Linked DNA regions of Homo sapiens: regions 1, 3, 4, 5 and 6 are each linked to region 2. Evidence: read pairs that join two places in POLR2A ChIA-PET (ENCODE). Cell type or tissue: OCI-LY7. All regions are shown on one strand. Links, peaks and the distances in the headings refer to the core of each region. The heading gives the core; the rest is flanking DNA.

Region 1 (5,456 bases), core at 713-4,712, 150 kb before region 2:
TCTTATTCTACCACGAATTTATATTGCTAATTAGTCTGAGAAACATGTATCACGTTTAAGGGGAGAATAAAACTTTCTCTTTTGTCAAGTTATAAAAGCAGCAAATCCTTACTAGCTGTACTGTTCTTTAGGGAGCCAATACCAGGAAAACTTGTTCTATTAGTTGAGGTAAGTAAATCTATGCAGTGAAATGTCCCCAGGAAGATCCCCCCATATTGCACATATTGTTTTATTGTCTTCTTTGTCATTCTTTCTTGTTCCCACTTCTCCCCTTCATCTTAGCATTAAGGTTTTCTAGCTAATCTCTCTCTGACTTAGTGATGAGGTTCATTGCTAACAGAGGGTCATGATCCCCATCCCAGATTTGTTTATCACCATAAGACTTGAAAAAAAACACCACTGATAAATGTACTCACAGCATTATATTCCTTTACAAAATACTCACCATAAAAATATTTAAACGTTGGATAAAATGTTGAAAGATCATTTTGTGTGCTTTCACTAGCTGACTGAGAGACAAAAGTCACTGAAGGAGGAAATTCCAAGTCTTGCTAAAGATCACTCTGTAAATAATAAATCTTTTCTTAAGTCAGAATACAGCATTCTATCCTTCATGAAAAATTCTTACCAAGTTAAAATTTGAAAATCATTTTGTGTGTAGCTTGACCTTCCTTGTGAATGTCATGACAGGCATCTATTACACTAAATTGATAGCTTGAAAAGTTCTGGATCAACATCAGGCAAACAAGAACAGGAATAGACTTTATGTAAGGGCTTGAAGGAGAGACCATCACAGTCTGGCCTACCCTTTCTCTCCCCAGCAGTTTTAATTACATAGTATAAATACATGACCACAGAATCTAAATACATGACCTGGTAGGAGCATTTCTGTGTAAAGTCTGTGGTCACAGGGACAGATGGCAAAGCTTCCAATTGCATCAGCTGTCTCCCTACTACTCAAGAAAAGGCGCATGTTTCTTGTAAAACAACATGCTTTCATCCTGCTGGGGCAGGGACTGAGGAATGAGTGGAAATCACTTTTCCTAGTTGTCACAGAGCCCCAAGAGTGATATAGGTAGACTTTTCACCCTCTTGTGCTTATTCTTAGCACCTCACAAGAATCAAAGTTCGACAACTTGGCAGCTTTGAAAAATGTCATAAGTTGCTTTTCAACTATATTTTCTTTTTCTATGTCTGAAGTGGAAGAAAAGTAGCTGGAAGTAAAATACTGCATTAAAATTTTTTTATACCTTAGTAAATTAATATATTCTACTTATATGGACATTTTAAAAATGAAATGATTACTAGGGAAAATATATGCTGAATCATCTTCAAAACATTTGCACTTGTATTTTTTCACATAGATACAAAACTAAAATAATTTAATATGGATTTGTTTAATACAAACTAAGAGCTGATGTGTTCAGAGATAACACTTGAAACAATGTCAAGGTTAGAGGACATAATCCAGATGTATGTCATCATTTACAAAGCCAAAGCCAAAATTATCTTGAAAATTACAAATTTGGTGGGTTATTTTTAGTGTCAGCCAAGAGGAAAACCCAGGGTTTGTACCATAACAGCAGTGCTTAGTTTTCATGAGTCTGGAATGTAGTCATCAACCCAGCTGAAAATAGGCAACAGCATCAGTGTGTGCTAGAACAGAGACTGCATTGCAGTTGGTGTGTGTGGACAAAGACTAATTCTTAGTATTGTTGGAAAGAGTGACTGCCACATCACAAACTGCTACTGTTCAAACTTCTCAGAAGCTGCATGCAAAATAAAATAAATAAAACAACTATCCAGCACAAACTTTACACAATACCACTTCAATTTCAATGGCATCCCATCATTTGACCAGGATAAATAGGTTTCATATTTGTAAGTATCCATATTTTTAGATTCAATCTATGAAACCAAATATTCTTTAACTAATGGGATAAGATGATGTCTTCTTAGAGAGGAAAAAAAAAAAAAAAAACAAAACACTTGAGCTCTTCTTCTTACCTGAGAGAGAGCTTTGGAAACTCTGGGACTAAACAAATGAAGACAGTACATTGATTTGTTTCTTGTGAAAGAAAAAGCCAGGGGAACTGCACAGCCACAGCATGGCTCATGAAAACCTTTAATCTATTATGGAACTAAGACGTGGTCTTGTTTTCTCCTCAAGCAGCTACAGTCAGTGAAGCTGGGACTCTATTTGCTAAGACAGGAGGAGATAATCTTGAGGGACTGAGTTGGCAATGATCAGAATTCTGTAGGACTCGAGGCCAGGTATGAACAGTGGAAACTGAAAATGCCTTTGACCATGATGCCACGTATACATTGAAGACCTCCTTACATTCTCCTTTCCCCTGGGAAGAGGGGAGGTCAGCCACACTCAGCTCTAACAAAGTCCTTTTGAAGCAGTTGGAGCTGAGGCTGTGGCCACTGACCAGCCCTGGCTATGATGATCAAGCCTGTTTTAAATACGCTAGTGTCTTGGAATTCCTGGTTGTTGGAGGTAAAACAATGATGTCATAGACATATAAAGAAATATGATAAATATAAAACAGGAATGATATGATTCTGTTTTGTATAAGTAAAAAAATAAATTTAAATTATGCGTAGCAAAAGAGAATATTCTAATTAAGAAAAAATAAAAGAAAATGAGAAAAGAAGAAACTCAGAAACTATAGATTGGCTTGCAATATACATATCCAAGTTTCTGCTTGGTGCTTTTCAGTACATTATGTCATTTAGCCTCTTAATTGTTGTCATACCTTTAATCTAATTACTAAGCTGATTTTCAGCAAATAAAAAACTCAGAAAGGTTAAACAAATTGCCCAAAGTAATAGACAGATAGATAAATATCATATAAGAAACATAAAACAAAAGCTATGAGTATCAGAAATGAAAGAGGAAAGTTGACTTCAAATGTCAAAAAAAAAGAGATACTAGAATTATTATGAATCAAAGATACTCCCAAGACATAGGGTAAGGAAAGAGTGACTATGTAAATTTACAAAGAGAGATTGAATTTGAAATTGGAAAATAGTTGGCAGAATGTTGAGGGAAAAACATGAAAATTCAAGGTATGACTTTCTAGAACACATAAACAAGGACTTTTCAGAAAACTTAACTATTGGTGTCATCCTCAGAAAAGCACCAGTCCTCAGGCCCAAGACATAGATGCTACATATGGTATCCCTTAAAATGAAAGAATCCTAAAAGTGGTAGTTATCTCCTAGTTAAATTCTCCAGTGCTTTTATTGAAGATCTACCTGAAATCTTACCCATTTAACAACATTGCTATATTATTATCTCTTAATACTTATTTGTAAATGGAAATTGAAACATTTAGTCTTGAGTTTTGTCAAGTGTGGTGAAACTGGGAGTCTTATTACTTGTAAACATTTTAAAAATAGCTTGGGAGTGGGTTTGAAATTGTTAGGTATGCTTTGCTGACTGTTTTCTGGTTATTCCTCCTACTAATTTGGTGCCACTAATTGCTGTAGGCTTCTATTATTAAAATGTGGTTAGTGAAAAGGGTTATGAGTTATGTCCACATTTTGCCTTTGAGATTGTAGACAGTGAATCTCAGTAGATTATAAAGGGTAGTTTTAGTCATCTGGTGGCTGTCATAGTGAAGCTGTTTCTCATGACTTGCATACACATGTGGATAGACTTTTTTAAAGAATAAACTAAAATCCTGAAACAAAGTCATTTTCAAGGGTTTCAGAAAGGTTGGTAAAATGACAAGAGGGATAAGAATTTGGTAGCTAAACTCTTTCTCTGGTCTGAATACTCATTTTACTACTACTAACAAATTCTCCCTTACTTCCTGGTTCTTTATTTTTATTTGTCCATTATCTTATTTTCTCACTAGTCTGAAACCATTTAAAATGTTTTGTGGGCTGCATCATGCTTTCTACATAAGTATGTCATCAAATATGAGAAGAAGAATTCTGGAGATTAACAATAGAGTGGCAATGGCTTATTCTCTGAATCTATTTAAAAGGGAATGTTATGATCTATTTCAATGCACAAAATAATAAACAAAAATTGGAGCTTGTTTCAAAATCGGATTATAAAATTTAAAGACTGTGGAAGAAATGTCAAATGCATACAAGTTTTAAAATTCACAGCAAATGTATAGCTTCATTTTGAAAAGTGCAATGAATTGAGAATCTATACATGTTAAAATAATGAACAAATAACTTTTTCCAGGAGATGTCTAGAAAAATGTCCACTAAGTACAAGCTCAAAGTAACTATGTGAAAAAAAAAAGGAAAAGAAATACAATATAGTAGTTGGAAGAAATGAAAACCACCAATACTTTGGATGCCTTGGGTTCACTTCCTTTTCATATATTTGTTTTAAAATCAATCTGAGAGTATGGAAAAGTGTGCAAAGGCTTGATTTGGTGTTCAGAAGACAAAATCTCAGTGACATCAGAGACTACCACACACTTAGAGTGAGAATGATGAAGGGGCAGGAGGGAAAAATTCGGCTGCAATCAAAATGAACCAGCCACGGAGGCTGTACGTGTTTCTCAGATTTCAAGTAGTTCTAATCCTGAGGAGTAAGATGACGCCTAGACTAGTTGTATTGGTAAGTTCAGAATCACTCTACATTTATCATCCACACACCTGTACTTGCACAAGAAGAGTTCAAAGCTAAAAATTCTAGAGAACAGAAAATAATGAATGTTATGAAGAGGCAGGAAAATACCATGTTTTCTGCCACTATGTAAAGAATGGCTTAATTAATGACAGAAATTATCTTTAATTAATCATCTATTTCCTGTATTGCAGATTTCAGTTCTGTTTAAGTCTTCATGATATAGTGACTGAGGTTAATGCAAGAAGGTTACTTATGCTCAACTCCTTTCTTGCAGTAAAGTGATGAAAAGAGACGTGAGTCAATCACTGAGGATTTTTAAATGTTGATAAAATGGTTATTTGCATGTGATATTGAAATGCAGCAGTTTAACCATAAACTGAATATTCAAAACAAGGAGGCAATTGATCTGAGAACTCAGCAACATGCGTTGGTTATTTTCAGATTTCTACAATGTAATAGGGAAAATGTGTGACTGGTGTTAAAGACAGAATGATGAGGCCTCTGAGCATACAAATAATTGAAATGAGCAAGAGTCTTGTATCAAAAAATAGATGGAAATTTGACAGGTAAACACTAATGAAAATCTGGTTTATATGAAGACAATGTATTTGAGTTCTGCTGATTTGGCAAATAAGAAAGGTTAAATGGGGATACTTTTAGTTTTAGGCCATCTGATCCAGATAATGATCATTTTAAAAATCACAATGATCAACATTCCATAAACAAAAGGCAGCACTAGATCACTAGGTATATTAAAAAATGTAGAATTAGTTCAACTCAATATCACTACCTAAAAGGTAATCAAATAAAGTTAGAACTAATTTTTTACATTTAAATGAATATGTTATGA
Region 2 (5,456 bases), core at 539-4,538:
GGGTGATTGTCATGGGGAGTGGCGGTGAACCTCATCAAAATTGAGGAAGTTGCTGAACTGAGACATTAGAGTGTTGAATAGATTGCCCTTGTGAACACCGAACTAAAGCAGGACTAGACAAAAAGGAAATCCGCAAAACAGTAAATGAGAGGAATGAAGGAGAAGTTGGTAGATGACAGCAGAGAGGACTGAGGTTAAGTGTGTGCTAATACCATGACCATCAGTTTAGTTAGTATAAGTGTTGTATGTGATTGATTTAGACCAATATTAGGGAGACTCTGTGGTCTCATAATAATTTTCCTACTTGTTCTCCAGTGTCTGATTCACTTTTTTAGACTATATTTTAAAGTGCTAAGTTTTTAAAAAATATGTTCGCATTACCTCACCAGATTTATTTCTGATCTGTTGTGTACCAGTGAATAGGTCACTGAAGGCCAAAAAAAAGAAAATCAAATATTTATCTCATCTCTACTGTGATGGGCATTATGCAGGATTAAAATGTAACAAGATACAGCTCAGTCTTTGAAATATTTGTGATATAATAGAGAAGCTTATTTGATGAAGATAAGGAGAACATAATGTTATCACATGCTCACTATATGAGAGGGCTGACCTGGAAGGGTTCGGGACAGCATGAGGTAGGTGATTGGATTGTGGATCCAGGAAAGTAAGCAGCACTTATGGAAAGAAGCAAAAGTATTCAAAACAGAAGAGGACTAAAAACTCTCTTCCGATGCTATCTGGGACCTGCCTAACCTGTCCTATATGATACTCTGAGCAACAGCAATGTGTGCTTTAGAAAGTGCAGGTGAAGATGCTGTTGCACTTCAGTAATCACCTCCCATCTACAAACAAACCCCACAAGGGTTGCGGGAGCCAATGCAAATTTCCCATTTGTATGATTACAGCTGCTGCAGGAGGGTTACAATTCAGGAAACTCCTTGGTGGCTCTTGATATCTGGCTGAAATGGAATTTTTGACACTATTTTTGAAATGATCTGGTACTTATTCTGCTAAACAGTGGGTTTCAGATTTTGAACCAGCAGTAGGACTCATTAATACCCAGGCTGATGTTCTGAGAGCATGTGCCCCTTCAACTGATGTGGAAGCTCCTATGATTGCAAGACCCTGTGTGAGGCTGCTTGTAGGGCCCCAAGATAAATATGGTTCCATGACTGCTCCTCTGATGCTTATTTCCAGTCCCCTATGGATCACTTAATGGTATGATCTGGGTCTGAACCAAACAGACCCAGATAATGACATGACCACAGTTAATATTCCATATTTATGCCAAAATATTCTAATATATTAGACAAGAAAAAAAAAATGGAAAAATCAAGTCTTATTTAACACTGTGATGAGAATCCATATAGTGTGTAAAACAGATCAGAGCTGATTTGAATCACATGCTACCAGCTACCATCTACATAATACTGAGTAGTATACACCTCATTTCCTCATCAATGAAATCAGCAAAATAGAATAATTGACTCATTAACAGTTGTGAGAACTGAATGAGGGGCTCTAAAGGGTTTTGCACATTACTTGCCATACAGTAGGAAGGAACCTATAAGTGACAACCATCATTATTTGGAAGGACACATACCTAGTTGGAAAAAGTAGGTATGGAATCAGCCACTTGGGTTCAAATCCAGGCACTACCATGGTAGTAAAACATTTGAGTCTGTTTTTGCCGAGGAGAAATGAAAGTAGTCAAACTTATTCTATGGGTTGTACAATTATTGAATTAAATGAGAAGGTAACTGGCTCTTAGTAGGTACGTAAGACAGAGCAAACTAGTATTTATTTCAATGTTTCCTTCATTTATTTTGCATAACACGGTGGATCAGTGTTATGAAGAGAGTCACTACTGTCAGAGGCTACATTCCTCACCTTTAACATAGGGAATGTGAGACTTGATGACTTCTAAGGTAGTTTACAGCCTCTAAATCTTTACAAACACATTTAAGTATTTTTAAGGAATTGGGTGAATTAAAGAATCCTAGCAAAACTAAAAATACCTTCTGACTGGCAGTTTCTGGACATTCTGCCTTACATAAAGTGGTAAATTAAAGAGTGACTTTGATGGAGAAATATATTTCTTCTTTATCCCTTCTTAGTTAAAGCCCCTTATTTGATTTGTTTTGATATTGTTGCCTTTTATTATTTCCCAGAGTTATTTCTAGCCCTCCTTTCTCCAAAATGTAATAATTACTCAAAAGTTAATTCTGTTGTTGGTGTCACTAATGGACAATTTAGTTTATTAGTTTAGAACTACAATAAAGTCTCTGTAAATGTAAAAATAAAATTTGAAAATGCGTCATTGAAAATAATTGATTTTGTGCTTCAAAACATGACAGTTCTGCAAAGGAATATGATGATAATTTACTTTCTGTCACTTCCAAGGTTAACTGAAGGGAGAAAAAAATACAAAAAACATTTTTTCTGACAGGCAAACAGGCAAATTATAGACAAAACTGCAGGGCAGGGGGATAAAAAGAAAAAAGAAATCTTAAAAAAGCTGAGCTTCCAATCACCTCCCACCAGTCTCTGTGAAGGATGACTTCAGTCCCTTTCTTAACTAATTCTGTCACTGTAAAATCCTACAGTCATTCTTCCACACATAGAGGACAAATAAGCTCAAGAGGAGGATCTAGATGCTTTCAGTTTTAACTATTCACCAATGGTGGAAAAGGCAGAATGCCTAAGCTATGTCTTTGTGGCCAATAGGATAGCTCTGTATCTCTCACATGACTCACTGCCCCTGTCTTTCACATGGGCTGTAATTTAGTTCAATTCAGAACTGCAGATAGTACAGCTTCCACAGGAGCAAGGGATGTCTGAGCACAAGTGGCTGAGTTCCGAGTGACTTTATGAAGCACTTTCTACCTTCCTCTCCGGCATGAAAACAGGGATTCTGCACCTGCATCATGGACAGTCTGGCAAAAGCCTCTGCTCTGCCTCCGGGGACAAGAAACTAGAGCAAATAACCGTTTTGAAATTGTAAGTATACCTTTCTTTCCGTCAAGTGTACTGATTAAAATAGTTTTATGTCATAAACATCCAATATTTGAAGATTTCTTAAGGGTACTCTTTCATGTGTATATTGAAGGTTATTCAGCTGGCAGGAAAATATTCCAGGGACAATTGTTGCATACTTTATTCTGTTGAGGATAAAGAATTAAAAATAAAAGTCAGGCATTCCAAAGAGTAGCTGTAGGAGGCTGTGCGCTGGAACATCGCTCTAGTGTGCTGCTTTGTTCATAAGAAAAAATGAAGGCACACGCATATGTACTTAGTTCACTTCTTTTTGCTCTTTATGTCTAATCAGATTTGCTCTGTCCCCAAGAAAAATAAAAGACAAACTTTGCTGACTCCACTGACAAGGGCACCATAGACTTTCCAGACATCTGACAGTTATTATAATTAGCTATGAAAGACTGCAAAGACACTTGGGGGCAAATAGCTCTTAAATTCTGAACAATGGCTTCAAGCCAGGGCTTTATATGTTTTTTTAACCACCACTTTTAATTTTATAATAAGGATAGAGACTGAACTGGTTTCGGTGTTGTAGTCCACACAATGTGAAATAAAGTCCCAGCAGAAGTGAAGGCGACTGAAAGTGGCCAGTGTAAAGACAGAAGGAAAAGACAGCTTTCTGTCTTAGGATCTAGCCTTCCATGTATAAAGATTTTTTTTTTTTTTGAAATTCCTAATAGGGTGGAGTGAGGATGTGGGGGTGGGGAGGAAGCATGCGGAAGCTTCTTTATAGAAGAATGCTTGAAGAATAAAATAATTTGGCATTTCTTCTTTCTAGCAAGCAAAAGATATGATTAGCATCTAAGTTCCTTACATTCATAGTGAGGTTTTTTGATGGAGTTCAAACAGAAGCAACATACAATGCAGTTTTTAAATTTATAAAATAATTGGAAACAAATGGATAGAATGTTCCTGCATTACTGCTTTCTTTTTATATTCAGCTACAGTAATCTAGCAATACATTATGCCTTTACTTTTAGAATTATCCACATCCTTAAAAAGTTATAAGCTAAGTCTTATAAGAAATTAAAAGGCAAATCACACCAGTGTGATTATGACTGATGAAGATTTTGAATGACAAAGCCTCCAACAAAAAGAGTTTGTGAAAAACATTGTCCTCCTCATTTTTAAAAGAGAATATTAACTCCATCAATTATTGAAAGGAATTATTCAAAGGCTCCAGACATAACTAATTATGGCTTAAAGAGAGCTGCCAGAGCAGAGCCTGTGTTCTAATTATAAAAGTCCAAGACGTTAGGATTCATTTTCTTAAGGAGGGCTTGAAAATAAATACAAATTTTCACATAATCTTATAAAAATACACCATTTTTTTTCTTTGTCTGCTCTCATGTTATCTACACCTCCCCCACCGCCGCCCACTGTGTGCTGAGACACCTGAAGGCTAGACATAATGATCAACAGAGCTCCAGCCTGTCTGGACTCCAGCCAGATTTTTTTCCCCTTCTACAATCAAGGAGCTTGCACGCAATGCATGCCGAGCCTATTCCACTGCTATGTGCAGATCCGGGATGGAAGTCTTACACATACTGCGGAAAGATTAAAGACAACAATATCCCCTTTCTCTTACCCTAGACAGCCTCAATTTTTAACCCTTTCATTACCTTTGAAACCAAGACGTCTTACCCATTCAAAGGCAGGTCTCAAGGGACTTTGCAACTCCCGCACCACATCATACAGATGCACATGCCTCATTTGGTGTAGAAATCTCATCTCAACAGATCTTATCAGAATATTTTAGGAACTAATAGTGTGCTAACTAAACATAATGTAATTTGTTTGTGTGGGGAATGCATGTTTGAATGAACTTATGCTGCATGAAATCTGGAACAAGTCAAAGGTCTGTCGAAAGATTCTTGCAAACCTTGCAGAAGGTTATATACCATTTCTGATGATGCTGTTCTTTAAGCATCTTTCTCTCTCTCTCTCCTCACACACACACATACATACACACATACTCGCTCTCTTTTCTCTTTCTCTATCTCAAGATGCACACACTCAACCAGGAAATTATATCATTATATCACAGAGAAATCCAGGTTAGCTGGTGATGTCATCATATATAAAATTTTGCCTTTGTGGGCAACATTTTCAATCACCTAATCGCTAATGTATGTTGGGTGTGTGCCCATAGGAAGTTCACGTGCTCGTGGGGTTAACCGACACCCACAGGAAAGGACTATTTTATTCGCAGCTATCTTTCTTTTGAAGATGTGTTTATGGGGCAGGATGGGTATGTTTATCAAGATAGATGTAGTCAGAGTTTCCTGGTTCTAGGAAGCCTTATTAATATGCTGTTTGAACATTTGAAAGGTGGCTGAATTTCAATGATATAAATAGGATGTAGAAATGGTGAGCATTTTGAAATCAAGTTGGATAAAAATGCTACAATACTTCAA
Region 3 (5,456 bases), core at 759-4,758, 100 kb before region 2:
CCATATTTTTCTCTAAACCAGAAATATTTAGGCCAAAATGGTTCAAGCTATTTTGATCATTTATTTTTTTTATCTGGTCTGGGACCCTGGGCCTAATGTCTTACTGAGTAAAAATCAATTGCTAGTAATTATACTAGAATAAGTACACAATATTGGAAATCAGAAAACAACCTGATCCTTGAGCCAATCTTCAATACGTTTATGGTGCTGAGTCTTACTTTCCTTAGCTATAAAATAAGAGGATTGGACTAGATTCCTACAAGTGGTTGCTCCCATTTTAATTGCTTTAATCCTAGGAATCTACTATATTTAAAAATCCAAAAGAGCTGTATTAAAGGACAGTGTGACAATGTGAATATGGACGTTGTAGAGAGTTTCAGACAAGTCTTAAATGTTTACAATATAGCCATCCTGCTACATAAAAGTTTGTCTCCCAGAGGATATATCTAAATCATTCTTTGGCCTGCCTTAGCTCTGGGAGAGACTAAACAAGCATCATGCATGAATTGTGCATGCTTGTAAAGCACACAGAAATATGTTATTAGAAAGTAGTATTTAACCTAAATAGAAAATCAGTAAAGTAGCATTTTAAATTATCTTGTAGCCTGATGAAAATTCAATTAGAACATGACACCCAAACATTTAGGAAATGAAGAAGTTTTCTAAGTACTTTAAAAAAGGAAAGAGAGATTGACTCTTCATATTTTCAAGAAGTAATTGGGAGAGTTATGTGAACTGGAAGAGGCCTCAGATGTGAAATGAACTAGGCTTCATGTAAATGAAAGGTATAATGATGGCTAAAACACGTACAAATCAGATAGCACCTGCCTGAAGTACTTAGACCGGGGAAAGAAGGAGAAGAAAGAAGATAGTGTTCAAAATGTTTGCTTAGATATTGATTAGAAGGTGAAATGTCAACTGGGCTTTCTTGCTAGACTGGGTACCTAGCAAACGCGATCCCATGAAATAGGCAAAAAGAAGTAAAGAATATGCACATCAACTATTTTATGTGACATGGTCTCAAGTTAGCGATTGATATACTAAGAGTGTTTGCCTTTGAGATGTTTTTCCCCAGTAATAGTATCTAGATTGCTTGAAGAAATTACTTTAAGTGCTTTAAGAAACCACTTAAAATCTGATAAATTCACTAGATGAATAGAATAGAATGAAAGACCAATGAATTATGCTTTTAATGAATTTATTGCAACTTTGTTGTCATTTTCTACTTCACACTTCTTTTTACCACGTATATTTTATAGCAAAAACACACAATTTTTCCGTGTGGGTGAGAATTTGAGTTATAGCCACAATATTATTGTTGAAGTATGTTTTTCAAAGTGTTTACAATAAAATGACTCTGGTAGTATGTTACAATATTGTGAAAGAATAATAATAATGATCATTAAAAGCAAAGTAATGAACAAAACCAGAAGCCACAAAGAAACCTTTCCAAGAGAGCATTTCCAACATTTTATATAAGGATGAATATATTCTTATATTTCCTTATATGGAGAATAATATATATGACATGCTGGAAGAAGAATAAAATAACTTAAAAAAAGAGAGAACGAACCAAACACAGAATGTACTTATTTTTGTTACTGTTCAAATTATTATGATGGGAGTTGCACAATAATGTTTAACAAGCACAAGCTTCAGACTCCATCACATCTGAGTTCAAAGCCTAAGCCCTAGGAGCTTGGTCAAAAGCCTCAATCTTTGTGAGTCTGTTTGCTCATCTATAATATGTGGATGGCAGTTCTGAGCTTATAGAATTTTCATTATAATTAAGTGAAATCACAAAACCAAATCAGTTCCTCTTAAGTGAGAAAAAGTGGCAAACTTTGTTGTTACTATTTTAATATTTATTATGAATATTTATACTTACTACCTTTTTCAATATCTATAATTAGACAATAAAAATATTTCCATTTTAAGGCATTCAATAATAGCTCTGTTAGCTTATAAAATGCTTCCTTGAGTTTCTTTTGGTTTGGTAAACATTTTTTTAAAAACCTTCATTGAGATTGCTTGGTTTTCAATATGATAAAGTGTAGGTCTCTATTTTAAACATCTTTTCTGAGAAGATAAGTAGCTATGTGATTTGCAAAATGCACAGCTTGTAAGTCTTGTAACTTTAAAATATTTCCCTTCTACTCTCTGCCTGCAGCCCTTCATCTCTCCGTTTCTTGGTCACCAGTTGAGTACAAACTCTCTGGTTTTAAAATGTTATCTATGTAAATTCTTCTGCCACAGCTGGACAAGATGCATTCAAGAGTTTTTCTGTTTCCTGTGTGGTGAAGCAGCTTTCCCCTAACGACTATTTCCCATCAGTACCACAAAGACCTACCTTCTTAACCACTGTTTCAACGGTTTCTTACCACTTCCACCTTTCTGTAGAACATTTCATTTGGAAGGAGAGTCACAAATACTTGTTCACTGGGCTGTTCAGACTGATAACGTCTCTTGGGACTTGAACATTGATGCACAATTCTCATCTGGAAAAAAAATTCAACTGTCAAACATTGGCAAAGAATACCAGAAATGAAAACAAACTCTTTTCTGTCTTAGTGTCACCATAAGATAATTTGTTTTGCTCTCTTAGAGAATAAAATTCTTTACCTTTTTTCTAAAAATCAAAGTAAAAACATTTCATTATTTGTCTATTTTGCTTACTTTAGCAAAAATTTTAATACATTTGGATTCTAAGCATGTGTTTTACTGATAAATGCATTAAATTGTTATTAGAAACTTTAGACCTAAGAATAGAAAATCAAATGAGATTGACAAACATGGTAACATAGGCTTAATTTTTTAATAAGGAATGAGAGAATTCTAGTACTTTATTCTAATACAATAAATAATGTCAAGACTTTTCTTTACATGTTCAAGATTTTTCATCTAAAAAAAGACCCATGTTAATTATTAACTGCAGAAACAAATTATAAGTATTATGTCTACATTTCTTATAAAGAAATAATATCTTAATATAGCCTTTAAAAATCATAATTATTTTACCTGCTCATTTGTAAAATACTAAATGTATTTGAATTATTTTTCATAAATTAAGGAATTATAAAAGTTTAACTGTCATTTGTATATTATATCTTGATCTTTTCATTCATTTTTATTTTCTGGATTTATGGTCTTTGTTCTTATGGTTTTCATTCTGTTATATGTTTCCAAGATATTTTCAAATAGAGTTTTAACTGAGTGATGCTAGATTAGAACATTTTCTAGTTCAAAATATTTGATGATTCAATAACATAAATTATGTTATGGCTCAAAATTACCCCTCCCCTCAATAAGCACACACTGATAAGCAATGACATGTGTGGAATAAAAATGACAAGAAAGTATGGCTCTGTCTCAACAAAAGGCAGAACTGACAGCTAATGTTTGTTATTGCTCTAAGCACCAGAAAGTGTGTACTAAAGAATACTAGGTTTTTAGACTGTGAATAGGTGTTCCACATACAACTACAGACATGCCAATATCTACTGGAATAAATTGGATAATTTCTTGCTGAAATAAAGTTAAGTTGGTATCTTTACACAGGTGTTCTCATAGACTTTGATGTGTTAACACTGTGAACATTCCAGAGAAGGATATGGCACAGATCTCTTGAAGCACCTCCTAAAACTATGAAAACACCCTTCGGCTCTATTAATATGTAAAACAAATATTGGCAAATTGTTGATTAAGAATCTGCTTATGCTGTTTTTCTGTACATTTAAGTAACCACAAATTGTGTTTTTTCTTTCACAATATGTCACTTCCTTTCCATTCTCAATGTCCCCACCCTAGTTTGGGCTTTTGCCTCTCTCTGCCCACCTCTAGTTTCTCTTCTTGTTCCATCCTATGAATTTAATCATATTAATCTTCTTAATGCAGCTCTAATAAGATCACAAATTTCTTTGAATATTTGCCACAGTTTCCTTTATGAAGAGCAAAAATCTTTCAAAATGTAATCTGATATGCAGGGGTATCTATAATGCAATCCCAACCAACTTTCTAACGTTTTTTTTTTTTCAAATGGCATTATTTCTTGACCCACCTGTTTGATGAATTGACCTGGTCACCAGTCATGTCAGAGATTTATTTTCTCTGATCTTTTGATCACATTAGTCCTTTGTCTGGAATATGCTCAACCAGCTTGTTCCTATTGAGATCCAGTGTAGTCCATTCCTTGGTTCAAATTGAAATGAAATTTCCAGCATGGAACTCTCAGATTCTTCCAACAGGACAAAGCCTTCCCCTCATCTGAAACTCCATAAAAGTTTCTTACAAAACTTTTGAGGTATATATCACATCTGTGTGTAGTTGCCTCAGTTGCCTGTCTAAACTGTGAAATGGTTTGGGATAGGAGATAGAACATCAGGGAGAGATTTCTGCTAGGAAGTCCATGGCTTTAGGCAGTGGTCAGTTATATATGAAGTGGGTGCAGGGGCATTCATCTGATGAGTTTATTATTCTGATAAAGTAAATGCTAAAACATTTCAGAATCACTTCTTTAAGAGAAGAGCTACAAGATACTCATATTACCTTCGGCAAAACAGCTTTTATTATTTTATCCTTTTTATACTTTATTGAATACACCAAATTTAGAGTGTGTTTTCCAAATATTTTATATGCCTTCATATTTGCTTTTATTCTTTGAACAGAAGATAGAAAAAAAATTCCTCTGTCCAAAAGAGTACATCTTCTTTTCCTCCTTTTACTAGTGCTATTGCAGTCCTTCAAGACCCTAAACCATGCTAGCCCCAGATAGGTATGTTAACCTTAAAGACAGCGCCTAGGAAATTCTTGAGTGCATCACATCTAAAAATCTCTATTTATGAACATTAGACATTATTGTGATTTTAAAATTTCCCTAAGGCAAAAAATAAACTAAAATATTCTAAGTAGAAAATAAATAAATACATATAAATAATTTTACATTAAAGCAATTAAGAAAATTTCTCCCTAAGACAGCTGTAATTTCAGGGCAACTGTAGAGCCCTACCAGGACTGAAAGATCATCTTACATCTAGGATAATCTGTTCATTAGAGTTGTGGAGGGGAACTCACAAACATGAATCAATATTTCTAATACATAATACTTTATGCTGTAGACCACATCTTTAAAAGAATTCTGTTCTCTTCCAAAGAGCAGTAGGGACATAGACCCCGAGTTATACTTGAGGAACCTTCAGCAAGAGCATTACGATAGATTCCCAACAACTAGAATCCTTTCTTGGAATGCATAATGGAAAGAAAATACCTGCTTTTAAACCTTCCTCTCAGCTTTTACCTTAGGTTCACAACAGACTTGATTTTAATGTAACTAATGTGTCCGTATCCAAGGTTCTTCTCCCATCCTTAATTCAAAGCAATTTTGATAAAAGTAAAGGTGAGTTAGCTATATGGATTTGAGCTCATGTAAGTGAAGGTAGCCTTCAGAGCTACAATTTACA
Region 4 (4,925 bases), core at 812-4,811, 260 kb after region 2:
AAGCCTCTAATAAGAAAGAAAGATAGAGCTCAAATAAACAAAAGAGGCACTTGGGAGAATGAGGCAATGCAAGGAGCAAAAGAGAGGATAACCAACTACAATTCATATTTTCAGAAATGAGAAAACATTGCACCCATGAACAAAGAGCAAGAGGTTATAAAAAGCAACATCTCAAGATCAAGAGAAGAAGTCAATAGATACTGGCAAAAATCTTTTTTTTTGTTTTAAAGAAACAGCACTACAATAAAAGATAACATTTAAAAATCACAAAATATCAAGGGAGGGGAGAGTCGTGGGAGCAAAAGACTGTTCTTACTTACTCTAGGCCTTATGGTACTATTTAAACTTTCAAATTATATACACACTTTTAAATAATAATGCAAATAATAAAGAAAAATATCAGTATGTAAAGCAGTATTGAGGATAAAGAAGGCAAATTTTTGTGGCCATGAGAGGAATAAAATCAAATAATTAAAAAATTTTAAAGATAGCAACCATATCTAGCTGTCTCCCAATGACTTATGGTGTCCAATATTTACAATAATGTTTTTTGCTTGTGAATACATATGACTTTGCAAACACACACCTCAAAACTAGGAATGCATTTGTAGGTATTTTATATTTGGTTTAAAACATCATGTTATATATTTCAGGCATGTTGATTAACGAAACAATTAATGACAAAAAAATTAATAAAGGCTACTAGATAACCATTTAAGAACAATCAGTTACACTGCTTTTTTTCTGTCTTAAACTATTTATCTACAAGTCAGGGGGAAAATTTTATCGCTTCCTGTGCAATGATGGTCAAATTGAAGTCTTTGATTTAGATTTGTGTGCCTTTAAATGTCCCATAGTCAAATTTGTTTCAGAAGTAATTCATGCTACATGCCCTTTTGAGATATTTATAAAGTGTGTTAATATATTAAAAGCATAGAAACTTATGTCACTTCGTTTAGCTCAAGATCTCCTAAAAGTATTTGCCACAAACCCATTTTTTTCCCATGGACATACTATAGGACATTTGTACAATGTAACTGCAATGTTTCTGAGAACATAGTTTACAAAATTCTGGCTTGTTATCAGTTATGTATATTTATGTGTGTGTAACCAGTATTATTATCCTGAGGAAGAAAAAATATCAATCCTTTATTTGTATTAATCCTGACTGGGAATTAGATTAAAGGTGACTATTTCTGGGCTCCAGCGCTGGAAAATCTGATTTAGTAGGTTTGTGGGGTAACGTGATCTGTGCACTGGTATTTTCTTAAAGCTCTGATGGTGATTATGATGGAAACAAGGGTTAAGAACAACTGAGAAAGATGCTTCCTTACCCATATTCTCTTTTTAAACATTTTCCAGAATAGGTTTGTTCCCATATTAATTATCTTTTTGCTTCTTATGAAAATGTCTGTTTTCATTTACCTAAATCCAGGGATATATACCTGATTTATGCAATATACTTCAGATAGCAAAAACCATTTAATTATATTAATCCCTTAGTAAGTGTATGTTTTTGTAGCTCTTTGCTTCCTCTAGGATAGGTTACGATCATCATTAAAGAACAAAGAATCATCAAAAGATGTTTGCATAAGTGGTGAAATCTTTTATTAGTGTATTTGGTGCTATCAACAGTGTTTACTATTTAATAAGCGGGTACTATGTGAATGGCACTGTCCTAAATACTGTTACATATTATTTTATCTAATCATTATAGAAATCCTACAAAGTAGATGGTATTCTCTTCTTTTCACAGATGAAAGCTCAAAATCATAAAAACGTGTATGCAAGGCTAAATAAAGAACTTGTAGCAAAATGAGTCTAGATTTAAATGCAGATCTGTCTGACTGTAAAAACCCCCATGCTTGTTCAACTGCATTGCACTGTAAGGAAAAAATATTTAATGCTAAATCCAGTATTTGTGCTAAAGAGCTATTAGGGACTCAAAAATGAGTAAATATTATGTATAACCATCAAAATGGGATTCAGAGTACCACACATTAAAACTTATTGTTAAAAAGTGTAAATTGCTGGACAATGACTACAAAAGGGGTAGATTCTTATTTTTCAGAAAAATGGGAAGAAAAGTGAACAGGCCTATGCCTAACAAAAATGGTAGCATGAACTTGTCTGTCCTTCAGTATTTTTACCCAAATCTTTAAGGAAGGAAAAATAGTAGAACATGCAAAAAAAAGTTATGATTATATTATGTCTGTACTTTGAAACAAAGGAAAACATACAAAAGCCTTTGCTGATCAACCTATACCTTGTAAAAGAAGTGGGGTGAGGGAAAGAATAGGTAAATGAAGCTCCCCATAGAAAATAAACAGTGCTAGGACAGTGAGTGTCTGTGAATTTAATCTAGTTATGTAGAAACGTGTTTACAGCACCAACCACAACCCTTTCTAAATGAGCCAGGAGATGAATTAAAATTGTACTTTTTTTTGTGAACTAACTACAATATAATAAAAAAAAGCAGAAAATAAATGCTAGATTATAGGGAGTCCACCTAATAGAAACTAATCTCCCATCTCACAAACAGAATAAAATGTCTGCTGAGGCTGCACAAAAGCCTCCCACTCCTAAAGCTGAGGACAATAAAAGCAAAGGCTGATAAATGCACTGCTTATTTCTTCTTATTTCCCTTTAATGAAAACTCTGAACAGAAACACTTGGCTTACTTTCAAAATCATTAAAGGAACCCAGGCATAATGGGAAAAGCTACACTTTCAAATAGAAGAGGTTTTCAATGTGTTGTTCTCATAAGACTGCTGTTTGCACAGCTAAAAGCTAACAGCAGTGTCTTTACTGCTCTTGTGGTTTCTTCTCTTCGGTGTACTTCTGTTTTTCTTATTCTGAGTCTTTATAGGAAAGGAAGAGGCGCAGCTCATGCGGTTAAGCACACAGGCGCTACCAAATGGTGCAATAGGTTGCCATAGCACCAGCATAATCAGCCCTATCTCGGGGTTAAAACCACAACTTCTCTAGTTGACGTTGAAGCTGCCTGACTATACATTTAACTGCTACAAAATGCTGAATTTCAGATTGATTTGTGTTTGCTTCAATAAAAATGTATTTCAAAAGTAAGGTTAGTTTTATTATGTGATTTATTTCAGAAGCACTTCATTTTGAAAAGCACTCACAAATGATATTTTAATGACAAAAATAAGTTAAACCTAATATTATATTTAAAAACATAAAAAGTCACCATTGATTTGGCCAGCAACTAAGCTTTATTAATTCATTACATTATGCAACTTGGAGAAAATAGATCACAAAGAAAAAAGTAAGACAAAATGTTTATTTGTAAATAGAACTCACATTCCTTTACCACTAGATAATGAAATGATAAAATATAGTCTAGGCAAGGATATTTCCTATTTGTTCAGCAACACTATCACCACATATGAAATACGACCCTACCAGTAGGAAACATCACATTGCACCCTTTGCAAGCAAATGCACTGAAGTAAGTTGAATGGCTCCTTAAATACACACTTGATAGTCTCAAGAAAGATAATGCCTGAAAAAACAGACATGTGTAGAAACATTTTGCTGCCTTGTCACATTCCCTGATACCCTGCAGCTCTAGTTGGTAACCATTTTCCATGCTGTATATTCCTATCAATTGTCTTATGTTTTGACCAAATAATTATTTCATAAGATAGAAAATATTAAAATAATATATTAACATTCGTAAATAATAAATCCTGAAAAGGATCATGAGATCCTTTTCATTTAACTTCTTTGGGAAAATTCATATTGGGCCAGCTCTTCATCCCTTTGTACATCAGAAAATGGTTTCTCTATCTTTAGTAAAGAAGGAACATTTACCGAATACCTACTATTTGATACATTGTCTTATACAATCCTCATAATATCTCTATGTGATAAGCATTATTATTCTTGTTTTATAAAGGACAAAAGGAAGACACAGCTGGTTTAAATATATTGCTTCGAATATAGAGTAACAGTGTAAAAACTCAATCCCAGGTCTACTAGAATCCAAAGCTCCTGCATTTTCTCCTAACTCCATAATGCTGCCTCCTGGGAATAGAGGATTCAGAGCATCTATTTCACATCATTCTCCTGAATTTCGGTACACAGTCCTTGAATTCCTCCTATCTGTGGTCTGTGGCTTCCTTTTCCTTTCCATTGCCTTTACCCTGGTCCAGGTACTTATCATGTCCTATTTCAATAATGTTTATACTCAGTTTCTAAACTGACAACTTCCTCCATCCCTTCCCCATGCATGCTAGATACCGCCACATTGATCTGCTTGTAAAATGCACTGATGTGTCTCTTTCCTGTTAAAATATTTTAGTAGGAGATTCCAAAGTCTTTACGATTCACTTTACATCAATTCCTCTGAACTTTATATAACTTTACATCATTCCTCTTCAGTTAAAAGGAGATTGTTGTATCTATTTTTTTTTTTTTTTCTGAGAGAGTTTTGCTCTGTGGCCCAGGCTGGAGTGCCGTGGCACTATCTCAGCTCACTGCAACCTCCGCCTGCCGGGTTCACGCGGTTCTCCTGCCTCAGCCTCCTGAGTATATGGGATTACAAACATGCGCCACTACACCCGGCTAATATTTGTATTTTCAGTAGAGACGGGGCTTCACCATGTTGTCCAGGCTGGTCTCGAACTCCGTCCTTAGGTAATCCGCCTGCCTCGGCCTCCCAATGTTGTGGCTATTAAACAAGACAGTTTGTGAAGCCTTTAATAATATTTTTAAAATCCTATAAATGAGCCCCGGCTTCCCTGGCTAGTTTTCAGAGGCTGCCGAGTCGCCGCTGCGCCTGCGCCTTGCCTAGTGGCACTCCCAGCTGCGCGCTGCGTTCTTGCACAGCCATGCCAGGGACCTCAGCAAGCGGTCCAGGCCCTTGAGCCTGCAGGAAGTGGACGGGCAGCCGCAGCACTCGC
Region 5 (5,456 bases), core at 938-4,937, 180 kb before region 2:
GATGGAGAAGTTAGTTTCTCCAGGGTTACCAAGGCCCCAAATGTCACAGTATCATAATATAGAAAATAAAAGACAAGGTTAATACAACTGGCCCTATCATGCTGTTGCATCATATTAAGAAAACGTTGGGGTGATAACAGGGGAAACCTTTAGACAATAGGGCATAAATTGCCTTAAACAGTATAGAAAATATTTTATTATGAGAGTAGAAAAGAAGACCATGAGTAGAAGTATAAGCATTTCTTATAGACCAGCATATAACCAAGTTTCCCATTTATATGGCATTAGTCAAGAAAATAGATCTGAAATTTCCAGGATCTCTAATAATATCTTGGTAGAGTTGCAAAGTGTCAAGTGGCAAAGTGTTCTGGCAGTTATGTTGTTGGAGAGTATGTGGTTGATTGTTTAGTAAATTATACATAAAGATTAGTGATATTTGTGTATCACCAATGAAAATGGTTGATTACTATGATCATGATTCAAGACACAGGGCAGGAGGTTGTTGTGGAAAACTGGAGGTGGGTAATAGAAGAAAGTCCTGGAGTGGGTAGTTCTCTCCTCAAGGGGCCTAGGGTTGATTGAAATGTGCAGTTGCCTCTGGGGGAAAGTAATAATTTCCATTCATTTTTGGAATGTCATAGATAGTAGTAACCTCTATCAGATTTTCCTTTAGAGAGGAGTGTGCGTATTTTGTCATAAAGCAAGGGGTATACCAGGATCATGGGCTAAGCAGACAATGAGACTAAGCAACAGAATCCTCAATGTCAGAGGAAGAAAAGCAATAAATGTCTCATGTCCACTTTGTCAGGGCCTTAGGAGAAGTCCATGTGTGTCACTGGGATGGAGGCTTTGACTTCATGGGTAAAGTCATCTCTGGTGCTGGGGAAGAATTCGTTTCCATTGATGAAATCTTGGGTTGGGGCAATGTCATCCAGGATGTGGGACTGAGGATTGTTTTCAAGTTTATGTCCACTCACATTAATGTGGGTCTTACTTTTGTGGCTGTATGGTATTATAGTGACACGGAGCCATTTGTGTCATTTGGAGGCAATGTTAGGCCTGGGAGCCTGGCTTGCAAATATCTTTCAAGTCAAAGGGATTTTGGGTTCACAGCTAGCAAAGGTGATATTGGCATCATGATGCTGTTGTAATGGACAAATATGCCAGACCCAACTGACACCACTTAAGCCCCCATTAAGGATGGCCATGTCTAAAACTTTCTAATTAGTCCAAGGTTTCTATTAGATGGGTAATGAGAGGAGTTTTGTTGGAATTTGGTTTTGATTCAGATTTCCTAATTTGGTTGTTATTAATATGATGCCAGGTTATATGTCAAATAAAATATCTGTGCCTGAGTTTGGAGTGCCAGCATTAGCCTGTAGGCATGTCTTGTATTTTTTTGTTTTCTTTTTATTTCATTTATTTATTTATTTATTTTGAGATGGAGTCTTGCTCTGTCTCCTAGGCTGGAGTGCAGTGGCGCAATCTCAGCTCACTGCAACCTCCACCTCCCGGGTTCAAGTGATTCTCCTGCTTCAGCCTCCTGAGTAGCTGGGATTACAGGTGCCTGCCACCACGCCTAGCTAATTTTTGTATTTTTTAGTACAGACGGCGTTTCATCATGTTGGCCAGGTTGGTCTCGAACTCCTGACCTCAGGTGATACACACGCTTCGGCCTCCCAAAGTGTTGAGATTACAGGCATGAGCCACCATGCCTGGCCTTCTTTTTTTTTTTTTGAGACTGAGTTTCATTCTTGTCACCCAGGCTGGAGTGCAATGGCACAATCTCAGTTCACTGTAACCTCTGCCTCCAGGATTCAAGCAATTCTCCTGCCTCAGTCACTCAAGTAGCTGGGATTATAGGCATGCACCACCACACCCAGCTAATTTTGTATTTTTTTTTTTTTAGAAGATATGGGGTTTCACCATGTTAGCCAGGCTGGTCTTGAACTTCTGACCTCAGATGATCTGCACAACGCAGACTCCCAAAGTGCTGTGACTTGTATTTTTAGCCATTTGTTGTAGGCCCTTTGCTTCAGTTGTTGGTTTGGTTGGTGATGGGAAAGCTGGTAGAGACTTTGGGTTATAGGGCTTGTATTAGCCAAATTCAATGGCATGTGGGCTTCACCATTGTCCATGTTTAGTTGAAATAATGGCTTACTTAGATGCTTTGAGCTTGTAGATTGCAGACCAGTGAAATCAGAATAATACTGATGAGACCAACAGTCAACAGGATAGTGTACAGCTGCATTTGACAGGTGTTTTGGGATTTGGGTTTTTTTTTTTTTTAAGTTTTCTGTCTGTTCCTGACTGCTTTTACCCTTTGGTTGTTTACCTGATAAACTCCTGGTGGTCCTGGATGACCATGTTCATACATGGTTGCTTCCTTCTCTAGAGTGTACCAACTGACCTCTGAAGGATTTGGATTTACTTCCAAGAGAGTAGTAATGCCTTATAAGTATTTTTGAGGCTCTGGATTTTGAACATAAGGCCCTTGGCATGCTGGTAAGCAGCAGTTCCCAATAAGACATGTGTGCACAATCTGAGTGTTTTACATTATTGAATCAATTGCATGACCTTCTCAAGGGTATTAGGTGGGCCAGGGATAAAGTGTTCCTTTCTTCATTTCTTTTTCTATAAGCATCGTGCCACTGATTTACATGGGTGTGACCCCTTACATCCTGCTTTATCAGGAGACAAATTGTGACAGCAGCAAGGCAAGCAACAACACAAGAGTTTACATTGGCTCCATGTGTGCCTCACAACATATGAGAATCTCTAAACAGCATCCTCCCTCTACTCAATGGAGCAGACTGAAATGTACAAGGAAAATAATAACTTAGTTACCCCGCCACTTGTCAGTAATGCCTTGCTGATTGATAAAGCCCATTTCATATCACTTGGAGGGAAGTCTTACCACATTCCTTTTGGAGGAGACATTGCAAGCCTTAGCTGGTCAATATAGATGGATACTCCTGGGAACATTGTTCAGAATCTAGGCAATTGACTCAGCTTACACTGGGACTGCAGGAAAACTCAGCTTTCAAGTTCTGAATCTAGGGTGGGGATTTATAGTAATGCCTGCCAAATCCAACAAACAGCATTTGCAGCCACAGTGCAAGTGCATGCCAGTAGGTGGCGATACCTTTCCAGGCTGCCACTGACATCTGGTAGAACTACTTAGCAAGCTGTTATGGACTTGAAGTTTATGCCCTACTTCCCAGTTTAATAGGTTGAAATCCTAACCCCCAATGTGATGGTATTAGGAGGTGGCTGGGGTCTTCAAGAGGTAAGTTCAAGGTTTCCTAAAATCACCCTCAGGTTTGCTAATTCACTCAAAAGACTCACAGGACTTATTGAAAGCTATTGCACTCACAATATTTGCTACAGGGAAAGGATAGAATCAGCTAACGAAAGAGACATGTAGGGTAGAATCCAAGAGGATTCCAAATGTGAAGCTCTTATTGTCCTAATGACAAAGAATACCTCCTGGTATTGATGTACGACACTATCTACAGAGTATTGCCATCCCAGGAGCTCACTTGAACTCCCATGTTCAGAGTTTTTACTGGGGCTTCATTAGGTAGGCATAACTGAAGGATTAATTGCCCATATGGTTGAACCCAATCTCCAGTTCCTCCCTCACTATGAGTAACATTATTAGCATAATTTATTAGATGCAGCCCAAGAGGCCCACTGTGTTTCTGTACTATACACGTGGGAGTTTAGAAAAGTCCTGTAATGTCTTTAAGCTTGAGTTCCTTGTGTGTAAAAATTAGAATAATGATTTCTATCTCATAGGTTTGCAATGGTAAAGAATAAATTAATTCATATTTCTCACACATAGTAATTATGCAATAAATGGTGAAGTAATTAGGTCATGAGGGTGGATCCCTCTTGAATGCAATTAGTGCCATATAAAAAGAGACTTGAGAAGTTCCTTCCTCTCTGCCATGTAAAGTACAATGAGAAGACAGACATCTGCAAACCAGGATGGAGGCCTGGTTATTATTTCATTAATTATTAATTCATTATTATTTATTATTAACATATTATAAAATATTATTAATATTCTTCTCTTCCACAAAGTTATTCTTAATTCATTATCCATGCTTTCAATAAATAGTGAGAAAGGAATCAATGTGACCAGCTTATTTACACTACTGTTGGGAATAAACAAGAAGCCATGAAGCATAGAAAAGTGATTTTAATCCCTAATATAACCAGTTTTGAGTATCTAGATAAGTTTAAAGACATCTTCAAGTCCTGATAATCCATAATTCTGTGGGCTCTGTGGCTTTTTTGGTGTAGGAAAAGAAGTGCCTCTTGAAACAAGGACCAGAGTTAAAGTTCCAGCACTACATTTGTTAAGTGTGTGACCTTAGGCAAGTTGTCTATCATCTCTCTACCTCAGGTTTCTTTTCTGTAAAATGGGAGAAAATAATAGCTACCTCAAAAGTATTGTTAAATTTGGAAAAGATAGCATACTGAAAAATACACAGCACAGCACTGTGAATTACACATAATAGGTGCCTAATAAATAAAAATTTTAAAATTTATGTAACAATTAATCTCTTACTTAGTGCCAGTCACTAGAAGGTGTGAATGGTATAGTGATGAATAAAGTTTGATCATTGTCCTAAAAATGTATTTCATCCAATAGGAGAGATAGACAAGCACACCAGGAGTGACCATACAGTTGATAGATCTAATTTTTTCTCTTTTGCCTTTCAATGTAAATGAGTCAACCCCTGAATTTATGGCTTTTTCTCCTCTACTTTCATTAGTTCTTGCATCTGAATAGATCTTTGAAGCATTTACGCATGTAAATCAAATAAATAATTATTTAATTAGTGAAATTTCAGAAAATATAAAATGTAGGCAGGTGTTTTTTTGATAAGGAGTATTTGATGACTCCTTACTTGCCAACAAATAGACCCAAGTGACAATCGATAACTTTTTACCAATCTTCTTTTTCATTATGCAAGACTGATAGACAAATTGGGAGGTCAAAAGTACTAGTTTAATTGAATGCCGACATTTATCTTTTAGACTGTGGCTGTGAATAAATCATGTGAAAAATGAAGATAGCATAAATTAGAAAAGATTATAGCCCCAGATTTGCTTCTAATTTCCAGTCTGATCTTTGTAGGTCTCAGCGAGTTTATTTCCCAGTTTTCTTTTCTACAAATTGAGACTATGAGACATGCTATCTAAGGTCCCCACCAGTGCTATTTTATGGCATTTTGCATATTAAAATAGTGGAGCATTAACAATACATGCACAAAATATAGATTTGGAGAATGAATAATCACATAACTGTATATATGTAATTATCATTTTACTAGAAAAATTGCATAAGCTGATTAGATTTAGCTATATGAGTTTTTAAATAAATTTATCATTTCATATATTGCTCATTTTTCAGAAATATCACCGATTTTTAAAAAATACAA
Region 6 (5,456 bases), core at 706-4,705, 72 kb before region 2:
ACTCACTAAAGCAAATTTCCAAGAAAACCTAATTTTTTGGAAACAAACAAAACCTGTGGAGAAGAGCTAATAATAAGTACTTTTGCAAAATTCGTATGCTCCAGTTTAAAAAAAGAAAATTAGAATTCAAAAAGGGAAAAGGAAGACAGAAAATTTCAAGCTAATCTGGAGTGCGGAGAGGCAGATTTCTTGATTTTTCTGGCTGCAGTCATATACCAACATTTTAGTTTTATTCTTCTCTTGTATTGGAATAGTGGCTGTTTTAAAGATACATAAGCATTTATATTCTCTGTCAGCTATCTATTTAGGGATAAAAGAATTTACACACCAGAGCACATGGGAAAATGCATGCATGATGATAGAATTTTACAAATTTATTTATTTTGGGTTGTTATAGCCCTTCTACCCTTTATTCTCATTCAAACTCCCACTTTTTAAAAAACATCCCATCTACAGGGAACTGCACAGAAAATGTGAAATTGGTAATTCTGCTTACTCTGCTGCAGAAGAATGTAAGAAATAGCTACAGTGTATGTCACTATAATTTATGACAGGGCAGTGACAATAACTTAAGGACACAGAATAGAACCCAACTACGCACCATTAAATAGTTGATGAGCTTGGAGTATATCATTTTGTTGATATTTCTATCTCCAACACTCAACAAATTATTGCCCCTGCAATTCCCTACATTTTTCACTTCCTAGAAATGTCATGTATAATCCAACATAAAATGGAGACCATTTGTGCACTTTTCACTCAGTTTGTTACTGTAAGAAAGATGTTTTAAGGTAAGAGCTAAAATATTCAATCCAATTCAATAAAACATTTATTGAATACCCAATATTATGGCTGCACTATAAGAAGGTACAGTAAATGCTATAAGCGAGGTCTTAAATACAAAAAAAAAAAAAAAAGGAAAATGACTACCTCTTTATGGGGAAGAGCTGGTTGGTATTGAACAATTTCTTTCCATAGGGCTCACAAGTGTCTTGGCTCTCTAGCATCCTTAGGAAGGAAACCTAAGAGTGATAAACTAAAACTAAAATAACAAAGGAAAGTATGATTTAGGAAATTTTACCCATAAGGTCCGACCTGCTGTAAAACAGTAAATATATCTAAATGTTTGGTTTTGTTTGCTGCCAGTAAAGAGGCTCATTAGAGTTGGAGATGTTATCCTAAAGTGTTTTCAGATAGGATCTCGGTGGCATTTCAGTTTAATCCTCCCAATTCTTTAGGGGACCACTCTGAATTTATCTTACAAGGGGGCAGTAAGCATAGAGAAAAGATTACTTCTCTCGGCCTTTCTCTAACCAGATTTTTGGTTATTCTCAGACAAAAGGAAAAATGTATCCGCCTTCAGAAGTCTGTCTACAAAATATTCTCTCCTATTTGTGTTTAAAGTGTCATCTCTCAGGAACAGCAGCTCTCTATGTTACAGCAATTCCTTTATTTATTCATTTAGTTACAACCAGCGCTTACTAACTGTGCATGAGGCCTGCAGGAGAAGCCATCAAAGTATACAGGGAAATAGTATAGAGAATATTAGGAGGATGAACACATAATCTAGGAATGCTCAGCCTAGACTTGAGCCACCAAGGAAGGAAAAGCATGCTGAGACTGGAAGTACAAAGAATCATGTGAAGTGTGTGTGTGTGTGTGTGTGTGTATGTGTGTGTGTGTGTATGTGTGTGTGTGTGTGTGTGTTTTCCCAGAAAGTTTCAAGCAAGTTGACAGAATGTTCAGTTTAAGAGACAAGTGAGATTCCTTTAGAAAACGTCTAGGAGCTTACAACCTTGTGTTATGTCACAATTTGAACACTATGTGTGGCAGGTTTTACATAAGCTCTCTGTACATGTGTCTAAAGAGTGAGTGCACAAGTTGAGAAAAAAAAATCTTTGCTACGTAAACACAGGCTAACTTGCTTGATGTGGACAGAATGTGGGGAAACTTGGATCCCTGAACATCGTTGCCTTTAGATTTCATCCAGGCTACTGAGTTACTGCATAGTAGGAGTTAACAGATGGCTCTGGTTCTGACCCTGGCTTTTGCTGTGCAACTTCCTGTGTTATTATCTGTGTGACACTTAGAAAGTTAGTTCACCATTGGAGCCTCAGCCTCGTCATCTGTAAGTTGGGAATAATAGTAGTACCTATCTTAAAGGGTGGTTGTAGTCAATGAATTAATACATGTAAAAAACTTAAGACATTGCCTGACGTGTCTCCTTGTAAATGTTCTTTTTCTTTCTTTATCTTTTCTTTTCTTTTTTTTTTTCTCACTCTGTCGCCCAGGCTGGAGTGCAATGAGGCAATCTTGGCTCACTGCAACATCTGCCTCCTGGGTTCAAGTGATTCTCCTGTCTCACCCTCTTGAGTAGCTGGGACTACAGGAGGGTGCCATCATACCCAGCTAATTTTTGTATTTTTAGTAGAGATGGGGTTTTACCATGTTGACCAGGCTGGTCTTAGACTCCTGACCTCAGGTGATCCACCCACCTTGGCCTCCCAAACTGCTGGGATTACAGGCGTGAGCCACCGTGCCCAGCCATAAATGTTAATTTTAATTATCATTCTATGTTAAATTTGTTGTACAAGTGTGAAAAATAAAATTAACCCACTGACTTTGAGGGATGTATATTCTGATTATCCCTTACAGTGTGGAAATAAGTTGTCTTTAATGAAAAATAAAATACTTCAACAAGTTCCTTCTTAGTAACACCAAACTAATGGCAACATAATGGACAGAGTTTGCTTTAACTTCCTGAGATAAATTAAATCACTACATTTTAAAATAACTGAAATGGACTCTCTCTCTCTTTTAAATAATATTTGGGTTTAGGCCCTAAACCCAAAGGCCTAATTCTGCTTGAGAGCTCTTTTAAAATATGACCTATTTCTTTCAAGTTTCTCATTTTATTATTTATCCTCTTGGAGCTCTCAACTTTCAAATAAAAGTGAATGTATTTCTTTTAAATAAGAGGAGGTCTGTGCAGTGCACACATCTAGATTCTGATAGTGCCAAGAGAATTTTTTTTTCAAAGCAGCAGTTCATGTTCAGCCAGCGCCAAACGGAACTTAAAGCTCAAAGGGTTTGACTAAATTTAGAAACCACGATGTTCAAGTGGTTCTAAATTTGACAAAGCAAACCAGAAGCTAACCAAAATCGCACATAAAATGATCTTTTCTATTATGACAACGGATTGGACAAGATATTATTATGCTAAATTTAGGAAAATCAGACCAATAACTAAAAATGAGCTACTTAAGGCTGAAAATAAATGTGTTCCTATTCCAGAAGAAGGAATTCTAATATCTTCATGAATATTTTGAATGATGTTTCCGATGTTATGAAGTTGAAAATATCAAAATTACTAATCAAATTTAAAAGAAGAAAAGAAAACTGTTCCTATCAAGTATGTGGTCTCTCTGGCAATGCTTCCAATCTGAGTTTCAATATTCTCAAGAGCAGCTCATGTTTGACAATACTTCATAAAATAAACCTGAGTTGTCTACCTGATTTTCCATACCAAGCCTATATATTTCATACATAATATTACACAATGATATGTTAAACAAAGTTGATTTAGTCCTTTTTCTGTGTCTTATAATTTTAATTGTGTGTAACATTTCTAATTTGTGTTTTATTCCTAGTACACACATTTGCTTCATTCTGAGCCAACCATCTAGTACACTGATAAAAACCTGCTAAATTGTTTTTCCAGGGCAGAAATTTTAGGTTGAACCAGGAAAGGCAAGATTAACTGCTAACATACTACAGTTATACTTTAACATTATGTGAAACTATTATTTTAAGAAATAGTGAAACAATTAAATGCATATGATGAAATTTTCTATTTTATTGCAAAATAAAATATAGAATATGGTATTTATTAAGTTTTTGCAATAGTGCTTTAAAATAATAGTAGTGCAGGATTTTACTAATGTCAAAGCTATAACTGCAAGTTAACTTTGAGTCAAGTTAAAGGTGAAAATTATGTATTTTCTGAGAAAAAGAAAATTGCAATTTTTAGAAACCACTTTACAGTCTAAATCAAACTTTAAGAGAACTACTCCAGTTTCACTGTGCGTTCCCTAGCCCTTCTACTGGCCTTTAGTGTAACTACCTAGCTTACCTAAGGTTCTCTATTGAAGTAAGAGCATTTTCATTTCAGAATTCCTGTGATCCGGTACATACAGAAAAATATCAAGAGAAGTTAAATTTTAAAATGATGGACCTTTTCCAATTAGATTACTTCTGATCAATACAATGTCTGATTTTTATAAGATGACAACTAAAATTCAAATTCGGATGTCAAAAAGGTTTAAATAACCCTCCCTCCGATCTCTGTAAGTATACATTAGATGTGGGAACCAATAAAGTTTTAGACAAGGAAGATTATTTCATGTAATGGGAAAGCTGAAACCTTAACACTTCTATTGTCTACCTGCCTTACTTCTGAAAATAATTTCTTGCAATGTTCCATGAACATTAATGCATCAGTAAATTACTTTGGATCATGAATTTGTACTGGAAACGGTACCAAAACTCTGAGTTTTCTGTTGGTTATTTATCTCTAAGTTCATTACACAGTATTTGAACAAGGCACAAAGAGCCAAATTAAATCATACTGAGTAATTGCAGGTAATTGCAGGTCATTCTTTACTGTCTACAGGTGGATAAAAAACAATTTATTTGGGGATTAAGAAAAGTATGTTGATGGTTTTCTTATCACAAAATATATTTTTATTGTAAGGACTTAGAATATGCAGATAAGCAATATAATGACAATATATCCAAAGATAACTAACATTAATATAATCTGGGGGGTATAATAATTTTATACATGTTTATAATTTGATTTATATTTATCCAGTGAATCAGTTAGGATCCCATCAAGAGAGTAAAAACACATGGTAATTTGAACAAAGAAGTTTATGAGAATTTTTTTTAACTGTAACAGAGGTTTGAAGTAATGAGGGATTTGCAAGCAGCAGTAAAATAATGTTAAGAAACACGGGAATACAGATATATGGACTAGCCACTATCCCTAGGGTTGAGCTAGAGATGGGCCAAGGGGCCAAGTGAGCACACCATGACCACAGGCACTCTGCTATTGCCCAAGGGAGAGAGCAACAGGGAAGTGGCTCGCTTCTATGAACTGCAGGAGCCATGTGCAACAGAAACCACAGGCTCCCAAGAGTGAGGTTGGATGAGTGTCTGAGTAAATGAATGAGTCTCATTTTACTTACCTGATATTTTCTATCAACCTCTAATTGATGATTTTCCTTTCCTCTTATTGTTGTCTTCAAGGTCTTCTTCCTACTCTGTACTCTCTCTGGGGATCTCTTTACATCCCACAGCCATTGAATCTTAAAAGTAATACAAGAAATAATTGAATGAAATTTCCAAGGACTTCAGAATATAGATCACTTTTTTTCCCTAACATCTAGAACAGT

The links. Peaks named below come from ENCODE experiments on the same cell type or tissue, not always from the same donor. Only the 100,000 strongest peaks of a DNase experiment are listed, where the experiment ranks them.
Region 1: POLR2A ChIA-PET joins it to region 2 with 18 read pairs; 4 of 35 experiments call an interaction of 5 or more read pairs at or near these places.
Region 3: POLR2A ChIA-PET joins it to region 2 with 13 read pairs; 6 of 35 experiments call an interaction of 5 or more read pairs at or near these places.
Region 4: POLR2A ChIA-PET joins it to region 2 with 19 read pairs; 3 of 35 experiments call an interaction of 5 or more read pairs at or near these places.
Region 5: POLR2A ChIA-PET joins it to region 2 with 15 read pairs; 8 of 35 experiments call an interaction of 5 or more read pairs at or near these places.
Region 6: POLR2A ChIA-PET joins it to region 2 with 19 read pairs; 5 of 35 experiments call an interaction of 5 or more read pairs at or near these places.

What each region holds. Positions count from the first base shown.
Region 1 is chr1:199,079,966-199,085,421 of GRCh38, reverse strand. No RefSeq gene overlaps it. Among named protein-coding and RNA genes, the nearest start is that of LINC01222, 64 kb to the right of the region's middle. In OCI-LY7, for the core only: no CTCF peak of the experiment used is centred there; no DNase peak of the experiment used is centred there.
Region 2 is chr1:198,934,773-198,940,228 of GRCh38, reverse strand. It overlaps MIR181A1HG (MIR181A1 host gene), which reads left to right and starts at 2,800. Exons shown (of 3, transcript NR_040073.1): 1 at 2,800-3,003. RefSeq lists enhancers at 2,500-2,549, 2,950-3,009. In OCI-LY7, for the core only: no CTCF peak of the experiment used is centred there; DNase peaks (open chromatin) are centred at 838, 2,728, 3,438 and 4,458; H3K4me3 peaks cover 3,461 bases; H3K27ac peaks cover 2,379 bases.
Region 3 is chr1:199,038,598-199,044,053 of GRCh38, reverse strand. LINC01221 (long intergenic non-protein coding RNA 1221) reads right to left here. Exons shown (of 3, transcript NR_126351.1): 2 at 2,382-2,498. Among named protein-coding and RNA genes, the nearest start is that of LINC01222, 22 kb to the right of the region's middle. In OCI-LY7, for the core only: no CTCF peak of the experiment used is centred there; a DNase peak (open chromatin) is centred at 2,313; H3K4me3 peaks cover 1,108 bases; H3K27ac peaks cover 2,951 bases.
Region 4 is chr1:198,679,970-198,684,894 of GRCh38, reverse strand. All of the region lies in intron 2 of PTPRC (protein tyrosine phosphatase receptor type C), which reads right to left. It also overlaps the pseudogene PEBP1P3. Among named protein-coding and RNA genes, the nearest start is that of PTPRC-AS1, 15 kb to the right of the region's middle. RefSeq lists an enhancer at 2,655-3,225. In OCI-LY7, for the core only: no CTCF peak of the experiment used is centred there; DNase peaks (open chromatin) are centred at 2,904 and 3,457; H3K4me3 peaks cover 3,642 bases; H3K27ac peaks cover 4,000 bases.
Region 5 is chr1:199,111,136-199,116,591 of GRCh38, reverse strand. The region is part of intron 2 of LOC107985243 (a long non-coding RNA gene); the gene reads left to right. Among named protein-coding and RNA genes, the nearest start is that of LINC02789, 35 kb to the left of the region's middle. RefSeq lists an enhancer at 1-141. In OCI-LY7, for the core only: a CTCF peak has its summit at 3,138 (motif pointing right); a DNase peak (open chromatin) is centred at 3,131.
Region 6 is chr1:199,007,284-199,012,739 of GRCh38, reverse strand. It overlaps LINC01222 (long intergenic non-protein coding RNA 1222), which reads left to right. Exons shown (of 3, transcript NR_110525.1): 2 at 4,172-4,346. Among named protein-coding and RNA genes, the nearest start is that of LINC01221, 6.1 kb to the left of the region's middle. In OCI-LY7, for the core only: no CTCF peak of the experiment used is centred there; DNase peaks (open chromatin) are centred at 2,049 and 3,069; H3K4me3 peaks cover 504 bases; H3K27ac peaks cover 700 bases.